2 separate regions of the Mus musculus genome follow, and region 1 is linked to region 2. Evidence: chromatin loops called from intact Hi-C (ENCODE). Cell type or tissue: heart. All regions are shown on one strand. Each heading gives the region's core, and the rest is flanking DNA. Links, peaks and the distances in the headings are about the cores only.

Evidence for each region. Hi-C counts contacts between places; a loop is a spot of excess contacts. Peaks named below come from ENCODE experiments on the same cell type or tissue, not always from the same donor. Only the 100,000 strongest peaks of a DNase experiment are listed, where the experiment ranks them.
Region 1: a loop joins it to region 2, with 1.8 times the contacts of the local background. A loop is called at or near these places in 4 of 42 quality-filtered maps.

What each region holds. Positions count from the first base shown.
Region 1 is chr19:24,096,545-24,108,662 of GRCm38, forward strand. Tjp2 (tight junction protein 2) reads right to left here. Exons shown (of 24, transcript NM_001376368.1): 18 at 12,101-12,118; 19 at 5,353-5,453; 20 at 4,158-4,370; 21 at 2,909-3,019; 22 at 1,457-1,771; 23 at 40-125. Among named protein-coding and RNA genes, the nearest start is that of Gm41824, 22 kb to the left of the region's middle. In heart, for the core only: a CTCF peak has its summit at 4,815 (motif pointing right); no DNase peak of the experiment used is centred there; H3K27ac peaks cover 269 bases.
Region 2 is chr19:24,024,870-24,036,987 of GRCm38, forward strand. Fam189a2 (family with sequence similarity 189, member A2) reads right to left here and starts at 6,150. Exons shown (of 11, transcript NM_001114174.1): 1 at 5,679-6,150. The coding sequence starts at 6,068. In heart, for the core only: no CTCF peak of the experiment used is centred there; DNase peaks (open chromatin) are centred at 4,912, 5,682 and 6,332; H3K4me3 peaks cover 3,205 bases; H3K27ac peaks cover 2,122 bases; H3K27me3 peaks cover 248 bases.

The DNA of each region.
Region 1 (12,118 bases), core at 1,621-9,620, 71 kb after region 2:
GAAGCTCCTCCTCTGACCAGCCCACCAAACAGCCCTTACCTCATGTGCGGGGGGAGGCCAGCATCTGGCTTGGGGGCCTTGATTGGAACCGCATAGATGTCAGGGTGCTTCTGAGCTATTTCGATCTGTGGTAATGAGGAAACAGGAAGAGAATGGGCAATTGCATGGGTCTCTTGCTGGTCAGGCCCGACCCTGTCCCCGGGTCCTACCACCTTCTAGTTCATAAATAGAAAAATAGATGCAAGCCTGTTTCGTGGTTGGGTATGGCCTAGTGGAAGACACCAAATGGTGAAGAAGGGGAGCCCTGAGACAGTACACTAAACCATCAAATTCCGAGAGGCACAGGGTAGAATGAACGGTGTGGCTGTGCCTGGAGGGAGGGAGAGGGGATGGGGGATGGGGGAATCACTGTCAGATGAATACAGTTTCACTTGGGAATTGGGGAAGGTCCTGAGAATGATGGAAGTGTGGGCTGCAGAGTGAGGCAAATACACTTTACACCACTGAGCTGTCCACTCACAAACGACTGAAATGATAAATGCTATGTTTAGTAGGGCTTGTGGATCCAACTACCTAGGAGACTGGAGCTGGAGTGCATCTTGTGTCTGGGTCACCCAGGGCAACATCAGCAAGGTTTCAAAAATAAGGAGAGAGAAGGGGGAGGGTGACTGGGAGAAAGCCTGTCCTGCCTTTGTCCCCCTCACTTTTAAGGGAAGGCCTCACTTGTCACCCAGGCTGATCTCTAACTCCTGGGCTCCAGTGACTCTCCTGCCCTGGCCGACTCCTGCCGACTGTAGCCCTGCTCCCACTTCTGTGGTCACAGGTTCTCTGATACTGAAATATCTCACGTGCATCTCAAACATTCTACCAGCTGAAAAACTATGGCCCACTGTCCCAATGGCTGCCAGTATGCTATGGCAAATCTGGGAACACATGAAAGGCCCGAGGACCAACTAACCATCACCCATATTCCAGCTACAATAACATCTGAGAGGTACTGACTTTAACCCCCCAGCTCAGACCGGGACACAGATCTGCAGAATGGAGATGAGTCTTGCTCATCTGGACTGAACTTGCTTATCTGGCTTTGGTTTTTTTTTTACTTGTTTCTGTTTTCCAAGACAGGGTTTCTTTGTATAACCCTGACTGTCCTGGAACTCTTTGTAGATTATGCTTATGTTAGCCCCAAACTCACCAAGAGCCACCTGCTTCTGCCTCCCCAGTGCTAGGATTAAAGGCGTGCCCCATTACACCCGGCACTGATTGGAAGGTTCTCGATTGGAAGTGAAAAGGCTGCGCTACCAGCTAGAAGCAGCACAAGAGAACTGTGTGGGTGGCTGTGCCTGGCATGACTCTGGCAGTGGGGAAAGGGGTGTGCCCTGCTACACCTCGAGCAAGCATCTTGAAACTCTCACACGGGGCAAGCTAAGATGCCCTGGTGGTTGAAAACAATTACCCTCGCATTCTGGGCCTCCTGGAGCTCCTGCATCCTCTGTAATTTTGCCTTGTGGTCCATCTTCTCGAATATTTTCACTCTGCCCAGGACTGATCTGGGAGCATCTTCCTGCTCCTCGGTGCTCTCTCCAACCTCCTCGCTCTCAGGCATAGGGACTGGAGTGGAAGGCTTCAGGATGGGCCGCCCAAAGGCAGGCTTCGCTGCAATAGGGGGAGGATAGCCTTTGGTGGATCCCCCCGGGATTTCACTGCCGGCTGTGGCGGGGAGGTTTGACTTGGAGTAGTCGAAGGAGTCTTCTCTGTTCTGGCTTCTTGCCTGCAGAGAGCAACAGCATGCCTTTGACCTTGGGCTTTTAGTTTCTTTTCAGAGCTACATTAGTGATTTAATACATTGTGTTTCCTGATCAGTTTCCAAAGGTGGACAATGTAACCATCTTGACAGAGTCAACTATGACAAGGCAAACAGCCTGGCCGGCATCTTGAGCCCCACCTGTGAATGACAGAAGTGTTGGCAGAGTGGGGTGGCCAGCAATAGTTAGAGGTGGAACAGTGTCACTTCATGGTGGCCTCTCACAGAAGACATCAGTTTTGGAGAGGAAAAAAGTAGGTTTGTCTGGGATCAACCTGCCTGGAGGGTATGAGCCTGGGCCAAAAAGTGAGAGCTATGCATGGCTGTGGGGTAGCAAGGCTAAGCTGGAGTGGGGAAAGGGCAGACAGGACCCCATTCCAGCGCTCGCTGCGCCTTCACTTTCAGTTCCAACCCTGCCGCAGGCCTTTGGTGCCCTCTTATATCAAGTAACTAATTACTGCTGACAGCTTACATAGTCACTAATCCTTCTCATCCAAGTTACTGAGTTAAAAAAAAATTTTAACTGAGCTATAAGGAAAAGCCTACCGTTATTGGCTGATTATGATCTGGGGCAAGAAACCGCATGACTCATGCCCTGAAGCCCTTTCGTTGATTCTAGATAATTTACTAAATCAGTAAGTTAAGATACTTTTATAGTGAGAGGCATTCTACGCATCAGCGTTGCGAGTTTTTCTCAGCAGATCATCAGTGAGGAGTTTCTGGTATGTCCAAATTAGATTACGGGCAGAAAAATTTTTTTGGGTAGAAAAAGAACAAACAAAAACAAAACAAAACAAAACAAATAAGCAAAACCGCCAAGATTAGTGATTCTGGCGGGCAGCATTTGGGACAGTATTTCACTTTTCTACCAAAATTAATAAATAAAAAGTAAACAAATTAACTCATTCACCATGAAGCCTAAAATCATAGCTTGTTCTCACAGTGGCTTTTGGGTTTATCTCTCGCTCTTCCCTGGTTTTTATGGCTCACTCAATGGTCTGAAGGACACAGTACATAGCCTCATTGTGTGTCCCCCCGGGTGCCAAGGGGCTCCAAGGCGCCCGTGTCCTCCTCCTTCCCATCCTGGGCTTCCCAGCCACATACCTTGGGCGGCTCTGGCTTGAAGGCTGGGGGCGGGCTAGCATCCCTAAGTTGGTCTCTGCTAGCAGCCCTCCTCATCTGAGCTCGTGGCTCTGGGCTGGATTTCCTTATGTTCTATAAAACATAAAAAGTTCATTCACACCAAGAACGCCCAAGCAGAGAGAAGAGAGCACTCTGCTCCGCTGGATTTCTGAACACCTGTGGGAACTAAGAAGCTGAAGAGCTAGGGCAGCTCTCTCTTACTGCGAAGAGAGACACCCACCATCCTTCCCTAGAGAAAGCTTAGGACACACTTCACTAGAGTGGGAGTACAAGGCAGCCATGCTCTGACCTTTAAAGGAAGGAAGAGAAACCAAGTCAAATACTCCTATAATCTAAAGGTCTGTGTCACTACCTGCAGTAATCGTAAGCATTAGCTCCTCCTACGTCTGTCGTTATTAGCTTATTCTTTACTACTTATCTGTTATATATTAATAGTCTGTGTGTGCGCACGTGTGTGTGTGGGGGGGGGGCTTTTTCTTCCTTGATTTTTCTTGGGAGAGGGGGGAAGTACTTCTATCATTTATCATTTACTGGAATGAGCTAACCGGCTAAAGAGGACTTCATAATTATCATCCAAAAGGACTCAGATAACATTGTCCACAAAGATCATCACTCCGATGTCCTCTGAGGTGCAACTAATAATCGCTCTGCCCTATACTAGTGCCCACTGGTAGTGTGTAAGTGTGTGCTCCCTGGCAGTGTGTAAGTGTGTGGCACTGGGTACCCAGCGCATCTGGATCAGATGTGTGAAACGCATTTAAAAGGTGACATACAGAGAGAAGGAAACTGATGGGGAAACACTCAGGAACCTGGATAGCATTAGGAGGTTAAAGGTCATGAGAAGAAAAGCAGGGCTCCTAAGAGTACAGAGAGAGGCCTAATCAAAGGTTACAAGCAAATGCAGCAACAACGTATTTATAAAGTTCCATCTATAATTTGGACAGCCACATCGGACGTAAAGCCGATCTATTTATCTATCGCCCCTGAGGACAAGAGAGTACTGAATGGTACCAAAACGCAGCCTTTTCCCAAGGTCATGATCTGGCTTCACTTTCCACACAGATCCCAGCCACGGCCATGTAGGCACGGGCTCACCGTGCGCCTTCCTAGCAGTCCTGGGCTCCAATCCTTTGAGGATACTTTCCACAGCGCCCTCGTGGCCTCACAGCCTGCAGCAAGCTGCCCAAGGGTGTGCTGTGCCTCGCCTCACCTCCTCGTGCTGCACCGGCTCCGAGGAGCGGGTGATGGAAGACACCAGCGGCTCCTCCGCCGGCTCCTCTAGCTCATTGTCAGTGTAGGCGCCTCCCTCGCCGTCGGTGTCTTCAAAGTCACTGATGAGACGGCTGTCACAACTCAGATAGTCCGCGCCCATGGCGGTTAAGTAGGACATGCGGTCTTCAGCATCATCATCCATCCCTTCCATCTAGAGGAATTTGTTTTGAAGGGTGAGTGGGATGTGGCATGGCTCCTGGGAGTGGGGACTCGGGAAAACTCCCAAGGGCTGAGCCAAGTGTTGGGAACCTTGACATGTGCTAGCAAGGGAAGGGACCTCGAGCTCCCTGCTGTCACTTGGCTTTGAACTGATATAGATGCTTGGGTTAATTTCTGCACAGGGACACAAACTGAAGACCCTCCTCTGGTCTATCCTTGCTACATCCTCCACGCCAGCTGAGCCAAGCTTCCTTGCCTGCGGGAATCAGCTTCTCTCCAGCTTTTCTGCTGATCCCTGTCTCTACCTCGTGCTGTGCACATTCCTATCCATTTCCAAGGCTCTCAGACCCAGGCAGAGATGTTTCTCAGAATTAACTGGGTTCCATCGCCAAGATCTTGAGGACAAAGACTATATCCTGCTCAATTTGTCCTCTAGAGGGAGCAGTGGAGACTAAGCACTCGGCAGATGCTACATGAGTCAACTAAACATTTGGGATAGCATCCGACTTGAGAGGGCTAGAAAAGATCACTAGTGTTTTTACATCACCTAACTCAAGCTCTCCGTCTGGATGCGTTCTCCACTGATGTCTTTGCTAACCAGCTGTTAGCACCTCTCTTGGTATCTTTTCAACTGCCATTCCCCATGATTCTCAACCTTGCCTCTCATCTCCACTCTGAGTTTCCCATGTCCTTAGTATGGTGTGGCATTAGGAAGGAGAACTTGTAAGCTCTGATTAGAGTACTCGGAATGCAATTTCTAGTTACTACATTAAAAAGTAGAGGGGAAGTGAATGTAGGCGAGCGTTCATCACATTCCGCCTTCATTTTATTGCTCTGTGGGAGAATGATAAGGCTTCCGACTTGGTGATCACATTGATCCCTTTTGGATCACGGTTTACTACATTCACTGCCCTCTGGAGGAAGCATCGAGAACACAGACTCTCACCTCACGGCAGCGAATCTAGGCCACATACCTTTCCTTCAGAGACCCAGACTGCTTCGTTTTGCTGCTGCTGAATGCTGTCCTTCAAGCTGCCAAACCAGCCATCGTTGGCTGAATTCACGTTGATTGTGGCTACAGACATAAGCCAGAAGGTCAGCATCGATTCTCAGAGCCACCTTGAATCTAGAAGCTATTCACATCATCTCTATTTATACCGTATTTGAAGAAAAACTTGCCAAGTTCGGAAGTATATATGTTCCTTAAACATAAAACCTTTTTGGTCAAATGCAACTAAAGCTGTTTTAGTTTACATTACAGACTGTATGAGCTTATTTTCACGATAAGTATTTCTTCAAAAGAGCTACAGTGTGTTACCAGTGTGTGTGTGTGTGCGCGCACACGTGGTTTTCTTTTATTTATTTTGCAATGTCAAGGACAGAATTCAGGTCATCACAAAAGCCATATATGCCTTCCACCACTGAGTCATAGCCCCTGTCCATCAAAAAAGAAAGGAAGAAGAAGGAAGGAATGAATGAAGGAAGGAAGGAAGGAAGGAAGGAAGGAAGGAAGAGGGAGGGAGGGAGGGAAAGAAAGAGAGAGAGAGAGAGAGAGAGAGAGAGAGAGAGAGAGAGAGAAAATATATTTTCAAGAGCACAGAGCAAATGGACTGTACTTTGAACTGTGAGCTAAAATAAACCTATTCCCTTTAGCAACTTTTGTCAGGCTATTTTTATCATGGGATGGGAACAAAGAGCCTTATACTTCACACCAAGCAAATAAAGAAATCTATGTACAAACTTGGAAAATTATTTTCTGAGCTTGCAGCCCGGGCCACTGTCCTACACAGCTCAGACAAAGGCACCAACTTAGAGCACAGGCGGCAGATGCTAACAGACACATGCCCCGCGTCTGTTCAGCAATCTGTATATATGGATGTAAGAAAGATAAACTAGGCAAGAAAAACGGCTCCAAAACGGTAAGTACGCTTGCTTTGAGAGCAGGAGGACATGAAATTCAAATCTCCTGTAAAATTAAAGCTAGGCATGGTGTGTGTGCTTATAACCTCAGCACTGAAAGTGAAGACAGACGGATACTGGGCACTCAGTGGCCAACCAGCCTGATGGACATGATGCACACACACATGCCCGCATGCACACACAAAAACATTACACTAATATAAAACTGATCTAAAATGCAAACGATCAGGATGCACATAAACTAAAACTGCCATTCAAATTATGCTTTCATGGCTCTTTAGTAGAGGGCAGTACATATCTTTTCTAAAGCCAAATGAATCATTATGTAGGAATCATTACACAAAATCTCTGAGTAATCAAGCTTTAAGTTTTCTTTTAACCAAATTTGACTTTTCTTTCATTTACGAAACTTTAATCTCAAAGAGGGGTATGGTGGTGTCTATCTATCTGTACCTACCTGGGAGGTAGAGGCAAGAATCTGAGGTTCAAGACCATCACTGGCTACAGTAAGTCTGAGGCCAGCCTGGGGATACATGAGACCCTGTCTTGAAAACCTGAAAAAGTTCCACCTCTGACCTTGGGCAATTATGAATGAGCTCACAGCTTCCTTAGTTATTAATAATTCACAGCATCGGACAGAGCGGAAACACTGGCTAGCCCAAGGAAATTAACCTTGATGTCATGGATTTTCTTGTGTCCTTATTTATCATGGTACTTCACAAAGATTATCATAATCACAGCTAGCATATGATCCGAGATGCAAATGTGGAAGTGAGACTCTGCACCCAGGGACTAAACAAGTGACTTGAACTAGGTGTATAAAGAAAGCTGAAGTGGTCCTTGACAGGTTTCTATTCGCAGCTGTCTGATACAGTCTGAATTCATCACAAAGAAAACCTGAAGTTTAGGGGCTAAGAAATGTAGAAACCCATTTGTGCCGCCTCCAAGGTGAATGTAACAAAACCCCAGAGTCTCACTGGCAACCAAGGGCTGGGACACTGCTACCAAAGCCCTGAAAATGCTGCCTTTCTAGGTCCCACTCAGAGGCAGTACCCAACTCATACACTTTACCTCTTTCTCAAGAGGCTTCCTGGGACGGTCAAACTCAAGGAACTGACATTCTGAAATGATCCTCCCACTGCCAATGTCCCTGCTAGCATGCTCATACCTCAGGGCAGCCATGCCCAGCTCTGGTATGTATGGCAGTACCTTCCCACCCCTCGTCAGAGAGGCACCAAAAGGCACCATGCAAACTGGAAAAGATTGCTAACAAATGAGGTTTCTGACTGAAGTGCCTGTGGTGATGGCTACACAACTCTGAAGGATCTAAAACCCACAGAAACGTGTTGTTCAAATGGTGTCAATGGCACAGTATACAAATTGCACCCCAGGAGAGCTATCCTGTGGTCACCTAACACTCACATGGCGATACCATCATAACAGGCAAGCCACCCCACAGCCTATTTCTTTCCTGTGGCCAACATTCCCTACACTTCCCTAGGAATCCAAGTAGCATCTACGGCAGTTTGGATTTTTCTCAGCTGATACAAGATTCATTTCCCCTCGGGAACTTTTCAAAGACTAAACAATGGCCAAAGCAAACAAACAGAAATACTACATAAAATAAAACATTTTCCAATAACATGATATAGAAAGATAATAATTACAGTGATAGCACTTATAAGCTCCTCCAAAATTCCAGAGCTGAACACCAAAAACTTCATTTTGACGGAGTCTGGAAAGCAGGTGAAATATCTGGACTAGCCCGTGGTGCTTTGACAGGCCAGCTTATCGCAAAGGTGGCCTAGTTTGGGTCTCTAGGTCCATAAGGCAGTCTTTAAACCATGAACTGAGCATTTCAAAGGCTCTAAGAACACATGCAGTTCAAATTTCACTTTTATGCTATATATGTAAAAATGCATTTTATACTAAATATTTCCCCTGAGACAGAGGTATGCAGGCATAACATTTTAAAGTATTTTGACAAGCCAACTTGCCTTTGAGCAAGTCTCTAAATAAAGTATGTCTTAATGGGCATATTAAGCTCATAATGGAAAAGATTTTAATATCGTCATAATTAAAATCTTCTCTGTGGAAGCATTCTCTTATTACTATACAAAGAGGAAACAGGGAATAGGATACTGAGCCTAAGGAGACCGCATAGGACAGAAAACATGACTTTAAACTGTGCTCACCAGAGCAAATCTAGCACTTCCATTTACTAATTCATAGCGCATGGTACTTCTGATTAGGCCTAAAAACCAGCCCCAGCCTGTAGATGGACTTGGGGTGAAAGGGCAATAAAAAGGCTTTGTGTAGCCTCTACGTGGCTTTTAGGAGTCAGGCTTAATAGTGGAAGAACCGTATGAAAAGAGTTGCATAGAAATGCGATTCTCCATTGCATACACCAGCAAGATTTTGCTGAAAGGACCCTGATATAGCTGTCTCTTGTGAGACTAGGCCGGGGCCTAGCAAACACATAAGTGGATGCTCACAGTCAGCTATTGGATGGATCACAGGGCCCCCAATGGAGGAGCTAGAGAAAGTACCCAAGGAGCTAAAGGGATCTGCAACCCTATAGGTGGAACAACATTATGAACTAACCAGTACCCCGGAGCTCTTGACTCTAGCTGCATATGTATCAAAAGATGGCCTAGTCGGCCATCACTGGAAAGAGAGGCCCATTGGATACGCAAACTTTATATGCCCCAGTACAGGGGAACGCCAGGGCCAAAAAGTGGGAGTGGGTGGGTAGGGGAGTGGGGGGGGAGGGTATGGGGGACTTTTGGGATAGCATTGGAAATGTAATTGAGGAAAATACGTAATTAAAAAAAATTAATTAAAAAAAAAAAGAGAAATGGGATTCTCTGTCCAAGCAATCAATGAGCCTGTACTTTCTGCCCTGAAGACTACATGGCTCACTGTATCAGGCACGCAATGTACAGTAAGAACTGGAGGCCAATCTGACACTCAGTGGTACTTCCACAGACCCTCTAGCTTCACTTCTGAATGCCTTGCTTCTCAATCAGCCTACATCAGAAAGGATGTGCTTGGCCAGGTGATGGTGGAGCATGCCTTTAATCCCAGCACTTGGGAGGCAGAGGCAGGCGGATTTCTGAGTTCAAGGCCAGCCTGGTCTACAAAGTGAGTTCCAGGACAGCCAGGGCTACACAGAGAAACTCTGTCTTGAAAAACCAAAAAAAAAAAAAAAAAAGATGTGCTTGGGGCTGGAGACAAGGCTCAGTGGTTAAAAGCACTGGTTGCCCTTCCAGAGGACCCATGTTTGAGTGTCTGGCCTACCTGGGCAGTGCTCACATGTGCACATGTGGTACATAGACACACACATATAAGCAAAATACCATACACATAAATAAGCGAATTTTTAAAAAAGAAAGAAAACACTGTACTATGCCAGAGCCTATTTCTGAGGCCTGATGGTGACCTCAGTCATAGTTCTCCTCTCAAGCGTCTTGAAATCCAATCCAGGGCAAACTCTTTCCACATATGACATTCTTCCCGATCCTCAACGGACTCTGTGCCAGTGTCTATGGCCTGTGCTGCAGAGCCAACAGCCGACTCCTAGCTAGGACAGGAAGCACCCACAGGTACCAGCTACCTTCTGCAAGCTCAGAAGCCTGGCTCTTCTTCCACAACCCTAGGCTTCCCCTACTGATTTCTCACATCCTTGCATAAAGCTCAAATCTGACCCTCTAAGGGAACCTCCCAGCCACTCAATAGACTTGAACCAAAGTATGGGGGTTGGGGAGGTTAAATGAGTCCCCTGGTTTCACATGGTTATCATGTGGGCTCCATTTTTCATCTGTTAAAATGAAGAATTATTAATACAGTACTGATTAATTCAAAATCTCAAATCAGATTATGTTTCGAGGTTTGAAAGTTTCTAAGAGTGCACACCACCACGCCCGAGTAAAAATCCCACACTGTGAAACTGTCATATACAGAACTATCAAGATGATCACAGAAAATCACCTGCTGGCTCTATGGCTACGACACATGCAAAAAAAATAAAATAAAATAAAAAAGTGAATCCCATGTTCAGACTTGAGTCTCATCTCTAAAATGCTTATAAAAGCACTCCAAAATCTAAAATACGACTCATTTCTGATCGTAAGCACTTTAGACAAGGGATAACCAAACTACACATGATCCTTTCTGACATCTGAATTACCTAGCTGGGTTATATAAAGGACATGAGATGTAGTCAGAGAAACCAGTTGTAGTCTGGTCTCAGCTACACTAGGATCTGTGACCCTGTAATGGTTTCTACCAGCCCACTTAGGCGGAACTCAGGTCAGACTAGCCTCTACAAAGTAAGTTACTACTGCTAGCAGTAAAAATGAAGGAAGATACAAGATTAAGTACACAAAAAAATACAAGCTGGTAAGGTACATCGGTCTAGAGAGATGGCTCAGTGGTTAAGAGGCTGTTCTTCCATAGGACCCGGGTTCAACTCCCAGCACCCACATGGCAGCTCACAAACTGTTTGTAACTCCATTTCTAGGGGATCTGGCACCTTCACAGAGATATACACACAAGCAAAAACAAACAGACAAATAAACAAACAACAAAACAAAACAAAAAACCAATACCACCAATACACATAAAAATAAATCTTAAAACAAAAACAAAAAAACATGCATAGTACTCAATTTACAGGCCCACTTAGAACCGAAGTGGCTCATGGCTAACACTTTTCTCCTGGGCATTTGGCTATACTATATCCTAGCTACAACTTTCACCATAATGTTCAGACCTACATCTCTAAACAAGACAGGTGAGACAACAGAGGAACAATGTTCAAATGTGGACACATTGCCATTCACCTCAATTGTCTTCCCAAACATCAAAGTTTGAGACAACTGTCACTGACCTCTAAAGCCACCAAATGAACGGAAATGGTGGCAACTGTAGCATCCTTATGGTGTTCCCACAAAACAGAGCGCTGCACAACCAAGAAGTGTGTAAGTCGCTTAGACTGTAAATGACGTCATACCCACGCCGCTTACTCATGAAGACAGCACAGAAAAGGCCCTATTTTTAGACACCAGCTCACTGTCATGAGCAATGCCTGCAATGTGGTTTTATTTCTGGCATTTTAAAAATATCTTATTTTGGAAGAGTTCATATGCAGACCAAGTAGAAGGCGGCTCTAAAGTCTCCCATACGTACGCAGCACCCACGTCTGCATCAAGGCGCTTGGCCAGGCTATCAGTATTCCGTTTGCTCCCCTCACTGCAGATTAGCTATGCAAATTCTAGCAAGCCTACCAGATAACTTACAAAGATTTTTTTATGTAGTATTTATCTGTAAAAGATAAGGGTAGTAATTAAGGAAAAAAACATCCGCAGTATCATTATACCTCGAGAGTCGAAGTAGAAATGTTTAAATATTCCACATTCAGAGTGGTCACGATTCCATTTCTGGGAGACACTGTCAATCACTGCAGTGAGTCCCTATCACACAGTTAATACATCATCGACAATAAGGAGACAACGGGGAACACGCAGTTAACAAGACACGAGACGAGACTCATTGGCCTTGAGTCTACCTCGGAAATCTAGCGCCCACGAAGGTGACTGGTTATTACAGGTTTTGCACCTTGACAATCATTTCTGGCTATCAAAATCACAAAGTGTAACATACAACTGCCATAGGTCTAATATCCATTCCCACGGTATCAACTATTCTTGAACGAGTCGTGAGCTCAATTCTGCATCCCTCACTCTTGATAAGCTCCTGATTGCTCATTCTGAGCGTGGGCCTTTTTTGAACTTCACTTACCTGTAAAAAGATGAGAAC
Region 2 (12,118 bases), core at 2,758-10,757:
AGAGCACAGCCAGCAAGCTTGGGTGAACCAAATTCTTCAGCAGGCACTGGAAAGTAAGTTCAGGCAGGCCTAGCAGAGCTGGTACAATCCCAATACTTTCAGAGGCTGAGGCTAGAGGACCACAAGTTCAAAGCCTACCTGGCCTACAGAGGAGCTTCAAGGCCAAGGGAGCAAGGCAGTGAAATTCTATTTCAAAATAAATGGTAAAAAGGAGGCTGGGGATAGGCTGAGTGGCTCAATCCCCAAGACTAAGAGGGGAAATAAAACTGCATCCTAGTTCTGGGTGCCCCTCAGTCCTGAACATGCAAACCCTGTTCTTTTCAAACCCAGTGAATCCCAAGGCATTATGGCAAGGCTTTGAGTGTGGAGGGGAGGAGGGCAAAGAGAGGAAGGAGAAACAGAGGGTCAGAAGCGTCTGGAATGGTGGCAGGAAATGAGACTCTGCCTTGAAGTGAACCCTTTAAAAGCTCAAAACTCAAGGCGTGGCAAAGAGCGTCTGTTGCTGTTGTGGAAGCATGGTGCTGTGGGCGGCAAGGAGTGAGACAAGGTGAGCACTCTGGGCTTCACCTCCCTCTGTGCAGCAGAGGATGGGCTCTGTCAGGAGGAAGTCCAGGAAGTCCCCCAGCACCAGCCTTTCATGGCTTCTACTAGCCCACCGTGCTACTACTGACTAGTTGCCTATGCCATGAGGGCCTGTACCTGAGAAAGCACTCAGGTACCATGAGCAGCTTCCAGAAGGCACTTGGTAATAGCAAGAGTCAATGAATGAATGAATGAATCAATGAATGAATGAATGAATCAATGAATACCAGAAACAGAAGATGTGCTTGCTTAAGGATGACTGCATAAGCCTGAACACATTTCCACCCCCTGTGCTTCCTGAAAGAACAGCCACGGAGAAGGTGATCACGCCATGATGAGCCTTCCATCCAGCACAAGATGCGACGTGCCCCGAATGTGCAGGCACGCACCTATTGCCAGTGGCAAGCCATCTCCAGATTATTCCAGCCGGAGTCATCATCATGTTTGTTTCACTCTTTACAGATCATCCCTGTAGCTCATAGGAACAAAACAGAGCTCTCCTCCTGATGATGTCAAGGGATGACAGGTCAGAGTCAGCGTGACCCACCACGTGCGGCTAATGCCCTTAATTTTCCAGCTTAGAAACCAATCATTAAAATCAAAAGCTTAGACTCCTACTGCCCTACTTTCCCTGGCTAATCCACAAACATGCCTTCAGGCAAAAATGTTCTGGCTCGTTTGTCAAAAACTGCTGTATCTAGACACAGATGTCTGAGAGCCCTGTTGCAAATGCCCTGTTTATCTTGTGAATAGGCAGAAAATAATTTATCAAACTTCTCAACAACCTATCTTTCCCTATAACTGAAAAAGTGTATGAGAGGAAGAGAGAGAGGGAGAGAAAGAGAGAGAGAGAGAGAGAGAGAGAGAGAGAGAGAGAGAGAGAGAAAGAGAGGCATAACTCATTTGAAAAGTTGAATAAGTAGCAACAAAGAAAGCTGGTGATTTCAATGTTCAAAAACCAGACGGGCAACCCAACAGAACTCTACTCTTTTATTAAATGCAGCTTTGTTCAGTAGGTGCCATCTCCCACAATCCCAATGGGATTGAAATATTAACTTAAGCACATGCCTAAACGGAGAACCAGGATGACACAATCTGAACACAGACATCAAGACACTCTCAGCCACTTACCAACCATGATCTGTGTCTAAAGACAGCTGGCTATTCTCTTAGCACTACAAATGTTGGGCATAATGGTCATTAGCCAAGGTTGGCAAGGGGAAAAAACAATCATAGCATGCGCAAGTAAAAAAGATCTAAATGCATTTTCTTTTTTCTGAGACAGCATCTGATAATAGAGCCCAAGTGAGCCTCAAACACTTCACAATGATCAGGAACGAGGTGCTGCTAAACTGGACGAGCCTTGTAAATATTCTAATCAAAAGAAGTTATTCTGGGGGCTGGAGAGATGGCTCAGTGATTAAGAGCACCAACTGCTCTTCCGAAGGTCCTTCGTTCACTTCCCAGCAACCACATGGTGGCTCACAACCATCTGTAATGAGATCTGACACCCTCTTCTGGTGTGTCTGAAGACAGCTACAGTGTACTTACATATAATAAATAAATCTTTAAAAAAAAAAAAAGAAGTTATTCAGTCCTGAAAGACCTTACGTTGTTATAATGACCCCGTGAGTGTGTGTGTGTGTGTGTGTGTGTGTGTGTGTATGTATGTATAGACATATATATGAATATATATGTATGTATATAAACTGTCCAGAGTAGAAGTAATCTACAGGGCCAGAAAGTAAGGAAGTCAGTGGTATCTGGACAGAGGGGTGAGGATGGGGAGAGAAAGATCTGGGGGTGATGAGAAAGAATTTCCTAAAACCCATTTTGGTGGTGGCTGTGCCCCAGTGAACTCACTGGAAACTCCCAGACAATTCTGGTGACATGGTAACCTGTCAGGCATGCAGGCTACAGCTCAATAAAGCTGGGTCATTGAGTTGTTTCCATTTCTCCAGTCCTCAAGTCAAAAATTTTCATCATTTTTCATAAAAACCTTCCTTCAGCCATCTGAGTTGGTTGTATTGTGCCATTAGGCCCCTTCTTTGAAATGTACACACAAGTGTGAAATGCTGAAGTTGCACATTTGTAATTTCTCTTAGAATAACTCAGTGTGTTGAGGCGGGGAGTAGTGTCAGATATTCAGATGTTCTAGCTCCCGAGGCTGACGATGGGTCAACACACAGGGTCATTACATTCTCCTTTCTACATTCATTAAAACTTCAATTTTTTTTTCATAATGAAATGTTAAAAGTAGAAGGATCACTTTTATGAAATCTCTTAATCTCTGTTTCTCTGTCTCTGTCTGTCTGTCTGACTGTCTCTCTCTCTCCCCCTCTCTCTCTCCCTCTTTTAATACACACACTGAAATTTTTATACATGAAAGTACAATGATGTAATACTGAGATTTTCAAAATAACATGGCTATTTTAATCTGCCAAATGGACCAGGAGCACAAAGGACTTAATTCCTGCGTGACATTCCTTGCTCTGGGGTCTATCAGGACACATGGGACCAGTGGCTGAGCCTAGGAGGGGTGCAGATGAGACCACCATTCCAGAGGCTGGGGAGGGGGGCTGTGGTTGTGTTATACACTGTCTGTATAAGCCTACTGCTTCTCCTAATACAGGATTGCTTTTAAATAGAGCTCTCTCACCTACATGAGTTTAAAACACAGTACAAGTGTGGTATTTTTCTTCCTAAAACACCAAGAGAATGGATGGTATCTACTGACAGCTGCTTAAACCCTTACACTCTGCTGTTCTGAAGATGCAGTTAATATTCACTGGTCCTGTTGACGACCTGCAAGTTCTGAAGTTGACCTTAGGAACAGGTCACACATACACAAAGAATGAACGGCAGTTCCAGGTCTGAGTACTGACCTGGGGACATAAGCATAGGATAGACTATGGCTTACAGAAGTGACCCATTCAAGTCCAAATCCTAGATTCCTTCTTGGGTCTGATTGGCTTGTGCCTGAGGGCAAGGCCAGCCAGTGGCAAGCCCAGGTACCATCCTGCGCATTCCAGTTTACCATCCTGCCTGCGTATTCCGGTTCGTGAGCTTTGCTTTCCTTCTCATCAAATCCCACTGTGGCTTCATTGACATCTAAGTGTATTTACTTACCTTGGAAAGAATCCACAATTGCAAACCAATTTCAGACTTTAATTTTAGAGAAAAGCAAATACATTGTGTGTGTGTGTGTGTGTGTGTGTGTGTGTGTGTGTGTGTGTGTGTGTTGTGTGAATAGTTTTTAGTATGTCTGTATGTATGTGGTGGCAGAGAACGACACTGGGTACGCTCTCCACCTTATCTTATTTTTAGAGACTGGGTGTCTTATCCGTTTGGTTAGCCTGACTAGCCAATGAACTTCAAAGATCCACTGCATCCATCTTCTTCCGACCCCACCCCAGGCACTGGGGTCCAGGCACCCCTCTCCCCAAACCCAGCTGTTTGGGTGGGTTCCAGGGATCCACACCCAGGCCCCCACATTTACACAGCACACATTTTACTGAGTGGGTCATCTCCCTAGCACCTCCCACAAACATTTTTTTTTAATAAACTAGCTATCTTGAGAGAACATGGATTATGATTTTACAAAAAGTAAATCCATAAAATACAAACAAGATTCTAACCCGGGGTACTTAAGAAATGCAGCAGCCATTTGAATGACAAGCCTGGCAGGAGGCAGGGGAGGCACTATTCTCAATCGACACCCTACACTTCAGAGTATTCCAGAATGCTCACAAAGATAGCAGCAGAGTTCAGGGTCAGAACAATAGAGTGGAACTCTCTTTACCTAATACTTAAGTTCTGGACTTCACTTTCTATAGCACAATAGGATTGAGGTCCCAACAGAACCATTTAGCAAAGGTCTTTAGAGGAAGTAGAGATTGATACCAGGTACTACAAAATTCTGGGTTAGGCCAGAAAAACGTTATGTTCTTAATGTTCCCACTTGAACAATTACACTAGGTTCAATATGTTCTCGTACTTTAATAAAAAAAAAAATTGGTCTTGACTCTGGGTATGTTTTAACCAGTAGAGCACAAACTGTGGGCTCACTGAAGATCATAGAAAAAGCTATAGACACTGTAGGGCTTTTATAGAAAGGTCATTTGCCGTTCTCATCCTCCACAGTCCTTGCACAAGGACCTGCTTCCAAGTCTCCAGGCCCCTGGCAAACCTCAAGGGGTTATGGATGCCTTAAAAGTTGTGACACCGTTCGGAGGCAGGGATGAGTAGCCATCCATCCAGTCTACAAATGCTTGCTCACTGGCAACCACTTTTCTCAGAGGCCGGGCTTCCCTATGCCCCATTGGCCAAGGAGGCGGGGCCAGGCGCCAGGGTAGGACAGACATCCCCAGCTAGCTGCGCCAACTTCTGGAGTTCTGGGGTGTGCATCCGTAATGACAGGTTCTGTTTCTTGAGCATCCACTTCTGCAGAGCAGCTTTGGTGACTCCAGGAACCCACCCAGGGTCTGAGCCCTTCTTTAATGACCAGGTATAAGTCATCAGTCACAGGCAACCTCCTATTACCTCGGAGCTCCTCAGGGTTCAGTCATCCAACTCCAGATAATCTTTCATTTATCCTTGTCTTAATGAAGAATAAAAACAAGTCAACCAACCCTCCCCCCTTCACTCTGTCACTCTGTCCATTCCAGAAGTACCCCACCCTGTACGGGTACTGTTGATGTGTCAGTGAGGAAAACCTATCAAAACCCCTGTCCTCCCGGAGTTTGCTTTGCCAATGCAGTATTCAGTGGCCACAAAAAGTTTCAAATTCTTTTTCGCCCATCCTCATGTGAGTCTCTCAGGAGCTTGATACCGTGCTTAATGTTAACTTGACGGAAACAAAATCCTTAACGTGTAAGGGACAGACACTGGCCAGGTGCAATCCAATTCTCCCTTCAACTTGACTGTCTCCCGACACTAACCTCCCACACCCCACCCCCACTTATTGTCGCCTACACTTCAGGTGGCTTTAGGGTCCCCGCTCCCCCAATAGAGGTCAAACAAAAACAATGGAAGGGACCGTCCACAACACACTGCCGCGAGGGTGGGCCCCGCAGAGAGGTACTCTCGGTACTCACCGAGGAGCCAGCCCAGAATGGGCACGAGTTCTTCACCTGCGGCGAGCTGCTCAGCGACAGCGCCCCGAAGCTGAGCGCCACCATGCAGCAGCCCAGGATCAGCTGCAGGAGCCCGAGCGACAGCAGCGGGCGCGCGGGCAGCAGCGCGGAGCCTGGCGCGGCGGGGCGGCGGGACGCGAGCGCCGGCGGCGGGGCCAGCACGGCGGCGGGGGCGCAGCGGGGCCGGGCTGGAGGCTGCAGAGCACCCCGGGGCCAGCGCGGCCGCAGCGGGGGCAGCGGCGGCTCCTGAGCGGCGGCGGCGGTGGCGGCGCCAGGACCCCCGGCCTGAGGTCCGCCCGACAGCCCCGCCACCGGGCAGCAGGAGCCCGGGAGCACCACCGGCAGAGACATGGGCGCGCGGCGGGCGGGCGGCGCAGCCGAGCGGAGGGCGCCGCGCACCGGGCACCCGCGCCGGCGCCGCGCAGGACGGACTGCGCACGGCCCAACCACTTGCTGCCGCGGCCAGCGCCGGCCGCGCCCACGTGCCCCGCGGGGCCCGCCCCCCGCCGTCCCCTCTCGGTCACCCACGGTGACAAGTGCGCCGTTGCCTTGGGGTCACCGGGAAAAGTGTCCAGGGACGGCGGGAACCATGCAGCTAGCGGCTCAACCGTTGTCAGAGTCTGTCTGCAACCGCGGCGCCAAGGGACCCGTGGTGGACCCAGGTCCCTTGAGCTGGCAACCTTTAAATAGGAAAGGAGTCCCTTGTGGTTCTCCTCCTCCACCACGCCCGGAGGAGGGGCTGTGGGCGACCCGACGGGAAAAGGTCCTAGCCCGGAAAGAGGACACTCACTGGACGTTACCGCCCGGGAATGCAATCTGCATCTATGGCTTCTATGGAGAGTTCCCGGCTCTGTCGGTGCAGCTCTGCCGGGAGGGAACAGAGTGCTTTCCCAGCACCAGAGTGGGAACAATAGTGGCCAGGCCAGGTTACCTTGGGAGACACTAGTCAGCAATCACAATGGAAGAGCCCAGGGCGGCCCTGTGCAGTTGGCAGGGGTCACAAGCTCCATCCTTTTAGCTTTGACCGGGAGCTAATTGGCATCACATGATAGAACACAGGCTCCCAAACTTCGCAGGAAATGGTCTAATGAAATCTTAATCTGCCTTGGTAATTTATAATATATGTATCGAACTTTGAGGGGAAAAAAAGCAATTATTCGCCTTTGCACAAAAGTTTCCCCTAATAGAATGTCTAGACGGCTCATGTATCATAGGTAAGAGGGTGATCATGAACTTCTTTTCCAGGTAAGGACAAGAGCAGTGTCGGTTTGCAGCCAGTTGTAGCCCTTGAAAGCTTGGCTTATTGGAAAGGTGAAGGAATCTAATGCCCTCCTGTTGAGTAAAAAGAGAAAAGCAGGTTTGGCCGTGTGTTCTGCTTGCGAAGGCTGTATTGATGCTGAACATTATGTCCCACAATGTGATGTATTAGACATGTGCGGGTGTTTACATACACACTTTTAAAATCATTAAACCACCATGTTTAATAGTACCTGTGACTTCTTTTCTGACTGCTCCCAGGAATAAATGTCAAGGTTGGGGGCAGGGTGTAGTTTGGCTTTTGTTTTGTTTTTAAATGAACACTGAAAATCTGATGTCCCGTGTACTTAAGAACAAAACCTACAATAGATGCTCTTAAATTGCAGGTGAAGACGAGTTTCATCCCTTCAGTGCTGTGATTATAACTTTTATTTTAAACACAAGCTTAAAAGTATTTAATTCTTAAGGCTGGATGACACCCTGCAATACAGTGTGTCTACTTGAGTGTTCAGACATTCTCTCAGCTAAATAAATCTATTTATTCTATTGGCCAGAGCCTGACACCTGAACCATGCCATTAAAAATGCATTCCTTGTGTCTAAGAATGTTTGCATTAGAAGTCAGGATACCCGCTTTCCCTTGGGGATATTTATGAGTAGGATGAGGTTGGGGGAGGTGTGGGTGACAATCTACTTTTCAATGCCAGTGCTAATTACACAGCAAGGGTTACTCTGATAATCTATATGGTTACACTTAGGGTCTTTCTGCTTCTCCGTATTTTTATACTTAAGGATCTTCCTAAAAGACTTCAAATGCCCAAAGCTTTTAGGTGTTATCTCTATGTAGAAACACAAAGTAGCAAAGACAAGTAAAAATCCATAGGGGGTCTTAATCTACCAGATCTACACATTAGAAGGTCACAGGACCTCCCTGGAAACTCCTACTTAAGGGAACTTATTGTTCTGTTTCTCTCCCCCACCCCAACTCTTTTGTTGTTATCGACCTGTATACGGCTGTGAATGTCTTGTTCCTGTTTTCAGAAGCACAAGTCTAGATAAATTGCCCCACCCTTTAAAGTTGCAGCAATTATTGTCCTCTGGTATTTGTGCTTAAGATTCTTGTAACCAGAGCTCGACTGTTCAGACTTCACACCACCACCTGCTTAAGTATTCGGTCATACTTCACTGAACTGTAGGAAACAGATCTCTTACACCATCAATTCAGGTCCACTGAGTCCAGCTTGGTATAGAAGATAATAGTCAAACAGGCAGGGAATGGAACGGGAGAGGTGGGCAGGGGGAAAGCAGGGGAGGAAACTGAACCTTCCTTATAGGGTAGGGAGTTCCTCCAAAAGTGACAATTGGCATTAACACAATCTATGTCAGATGTGCACACAAATTGTCCCATAATCTTCCATAGTAGAAAGATGGTTGGGAGCGACCCATCAGTAAGTCAACTAGATGAACATACAGCTAAAACACAGGGTACCCACCCAGTGGAATGAAGTACTTATGCATGCTACAATGTGGATGGACCCTGGAAACAGGCTAAGTTAAAGGCCAGTCACAGAATGCACACACTATACAATTCTATTTTGATGGAATATCTACAGCAAACAAATCCATAGAGATTTGCTTTGTGCTTTGTGGTTGTTGAGTGCTTGGGAAATGGAGAGATTGGGGTGGGGGAGGGGGATAGCTAATGAGTATGGTGGTTTTTTTGTTTTGTTGTTGTTCTTGTTGTTTTTAAGGTGATAAAAGTATTCTACGATTGACTGTGGTGATGATTGCACAAGTCTCTGAATATGTGAAAAACATGAATTAAATTCTTTGTTTAGATAAGACACGTTGTATGCATGATATGTGGATTATGTCTCGGTAAAGTTATTACAAAAAAAGAATAAACAACATTAAGAAGAAGCTCTAGAAGAATTGACCCAGATGCCTTCTTTATGTAGGCAAAAGTTCAAGCTAACAATAGCTACACTGTATTGTTTCATGGAATCCAGCAGCCAATTGTCCTCGAGATCAAAGTTGATTCCAAGAAGTTTTGGCTAACTCTCACCTACTTTCCCCCTGCCCATCACTCAAATTCCCCTCCTTTTCCTAAAGCCTTCTTTCGAGGAGACCCACTCTCTGCACACTGTTCATCTCACACTCTGGGCTCTTCCACACCCCTCAGCAGACTCCCACCCAACCCCTAAAGCCAATTAAAGGACTTTTTTCCTGTCACAGTGGCAACTGCTAAAGAAACTCCTCAAAGCCTCTTCCCTGGCAACCTGTCCCCAGCTGTTGTGTTTTACAAAAAGACAAGAGCTTTCCTGAGAGACCCCCGTGACCTCTCAGTACCACTGGAGCAACGGCTTCAAAGTAAGTTCCAGGGACTCCAGAACCATGATGGGGTGTGGTGTGTTGAAATGCAGAGTCACGGGCTTTCCCCACCCTATGGATCCAGTGTCTCTACTGAGCGGTTAGGGTCTTGTATTTTAAATTAAAATATTGGTTTCTGATAGTATTCAGATGCCAGGATTTTTATGTGCAAATTATCATGTAGTAGAGGTCTAGGGATAGCCATTTTGTTAGATGTCAAAAAAAAAAAAGGAGTATTGAGTTTAAAAGCAAGCTTATGTGTACATGTTTTGAGGCTTACTGGTGCCCAGCCGAGTCCTGCTACACGGGTGACTGTTTGCACATGGTGAAATGGTACCTGATACCCCTCAGCGATCTCACAAGTTTCTCTGGCCTTAGTTACTGGACAGCAAATCACTCCAATGTGCTTAAGCCTGGGATTCAGCCATTTCCCACCACTGTTTGTTAGACTTCCAGCAAAAGAAGGGTTAAGCAAGGCAGGCACACTGAGATGTGGGAGAGTTAAGCCTGTTATAGATCCCAGCACAAAGCCTCAATGCCCCCTCTAAACTCTGAGTCTTTGACCCCTATGGTTGTAGGTTTTCTAGAGGGTATTATGGGGAAATGAATTAGTGGAGAGTCCCAGGGACCTTTACACAACACAAAAGGCTGTGTCGATATCCTTATTAGTAATAAGAGAATGGAAAAGATATGGATTAATGAATGAATCAAGCCCTGAGATAGACAAATTAGACACTGTGTCGTTATGAAATAATGGTAGAAAGTGATTGTGAGTAATTGCTAATACCTTGGCTCTAATACAGACCGATGTGTTAAACAGGAAGGTATCAGCCATATTTTTCTCATTGTTGAAGTTAAATACTTCTAACAGTGAAAACTCCCGCAGAAGACAATGAAGTCAACTGCCTTTAAAATTGTGCTTCACAAGTTTCTATGATAAATGAGCTTTTGTGTGTGTGTGTGTGAGAGAGAGAGAGAGAGAGAGAGAGAGAGAGAAACTTTATGGTATCAGAGGTTCCTGAAGTTTCAAGTTTCTGTAGTCAAAGCTGCAATTCACTTTTGTCTGAGGGGCTGGTCAGATTTAGCAGGGAAACTTTGAAAAGTACATAGACTTTCTCAGGCCACATCCACAGAGATACTAGTGTAGGACAACTGTGATGGAGTAAGGATATACAAGTGTCTTTAGCAGAAGCTCTTTTGAAGATCTTGGTGTTGATCTATCAAGAATGCCTTGGGAACCAAGACATCGTTCCAGGTAAGTGTTTAGAGTGGGGTGTGTGTGTGTGTGTGTGTGTGTGTGTAAGAGAACCCAGAGTGAGGCCCTGGTATCAGGCTACCTGTGGCTGGAATATCCAGTGTCCCACTCACAGCAGTGTGTGATCTGTCAGGTTCAGGCTCTAGTCTCGAAGGACAGGAGCTATGTCCCCTCCCTACTGAGAGGCTTTGCAGCTTAGGAGGTAACTAAGATGAGCCTGACTGTGCTTTTAACAACACGGACAGAGCTATAGCCACCCTGTCCTGGCTCCGTTTGGGTAGTGAGAGAAGACCTCAACTGGAAACAGTGATGTGAGCTCCTAGCGTTTGGGGAAGAGGCAGGAGGGTACAGCCCTGGCCAACCCACCAAAGCCCCTTAAGGCTGGGATTTTAAAAAACGAAAGCCACTAACATTGGACTTTGTCAGCACAGACCTTAATGGGAGCACAGAACTGAAGGGTTGGCACGCCAAGTGAACCCAAAAGCAACTTCTGAAAGCGTTCCAGGAAACAGGAGTCTCTGCAACAACTGTGTAGTACATGGAAGTCAGAGAAGATAAGGAAGCAGCCACTGGAGAGCTTCTAAGGTATGTTGGAGGTCGCAGGCATATTTTTTGTAAAGATGCATTTATTTTTATTTTATGAATATGGCCATTCTGCCTGCACAGATGTCTGAGCACAGTGTGCAGTGCCAGCAGAGACCAGAAGAGGGTTCCAGTTCTCTGGAACTGGAAATACCACTGTTACCTACCGTATGGATGCTGAGAACTGAACCCGGTCCTCTGCAAGAATTACCAATGCTCTTAACTACAAAGCCATCTAGCTCCCAGCTATGATCTCAGGTATATTGTCTCATTAAGACCAGCAGCAGCCACATCCAGCCGCTGATTTTTTTTTACGTTTAAATTTATTTTATTTTATTTTATTTTATTTTATTTCATTTCATTTACCCACATACAAATGAAAAACTCCAGCAGTAAGGAGGATGGGGCCCATGGATTGTGAGTTTGAGACTTGACTGGGTCATACAGTAAGACTCTGTCAAAAGAAAAAAAAAAAAAGTGGTGGAGAGGAAAGGAGGGAGGGAGGGAGGATAGATGGAACTTGAGGTTCAAGGGTAACTAAGTGTGGTGTTATCTTCTTGTTCCAGCTGAGTGGGAAGGCTGAGGCAGGAGGACTGTTCTGGCACAGGAGTTCACATCAAATAAATAAATAAATAAATAAAGTTCAGAGATTTAGAAAAAAAATTTCCTTAGATTCAAACTATAAGTACATTAGAAATATAAATAAAATAAACCTATGCCTCCTAATTCTATTTCAGTTTCCCAATAAACACAGAGATACTTTGTGTCCAGCTTCACTGACGATTCAGGAACTCCTAGGTTGGGGGCGGTAAAGGAAGACTTCCTTAATTCTTTACTTAAGGAAGACATTTTTAATTATGTCTGTCCCATTTTCAGTGACTGTTTTGCTCTGCCCTGGATAAGTAATGATCACTGTCAGCGTGACTGAATTAGAGTCC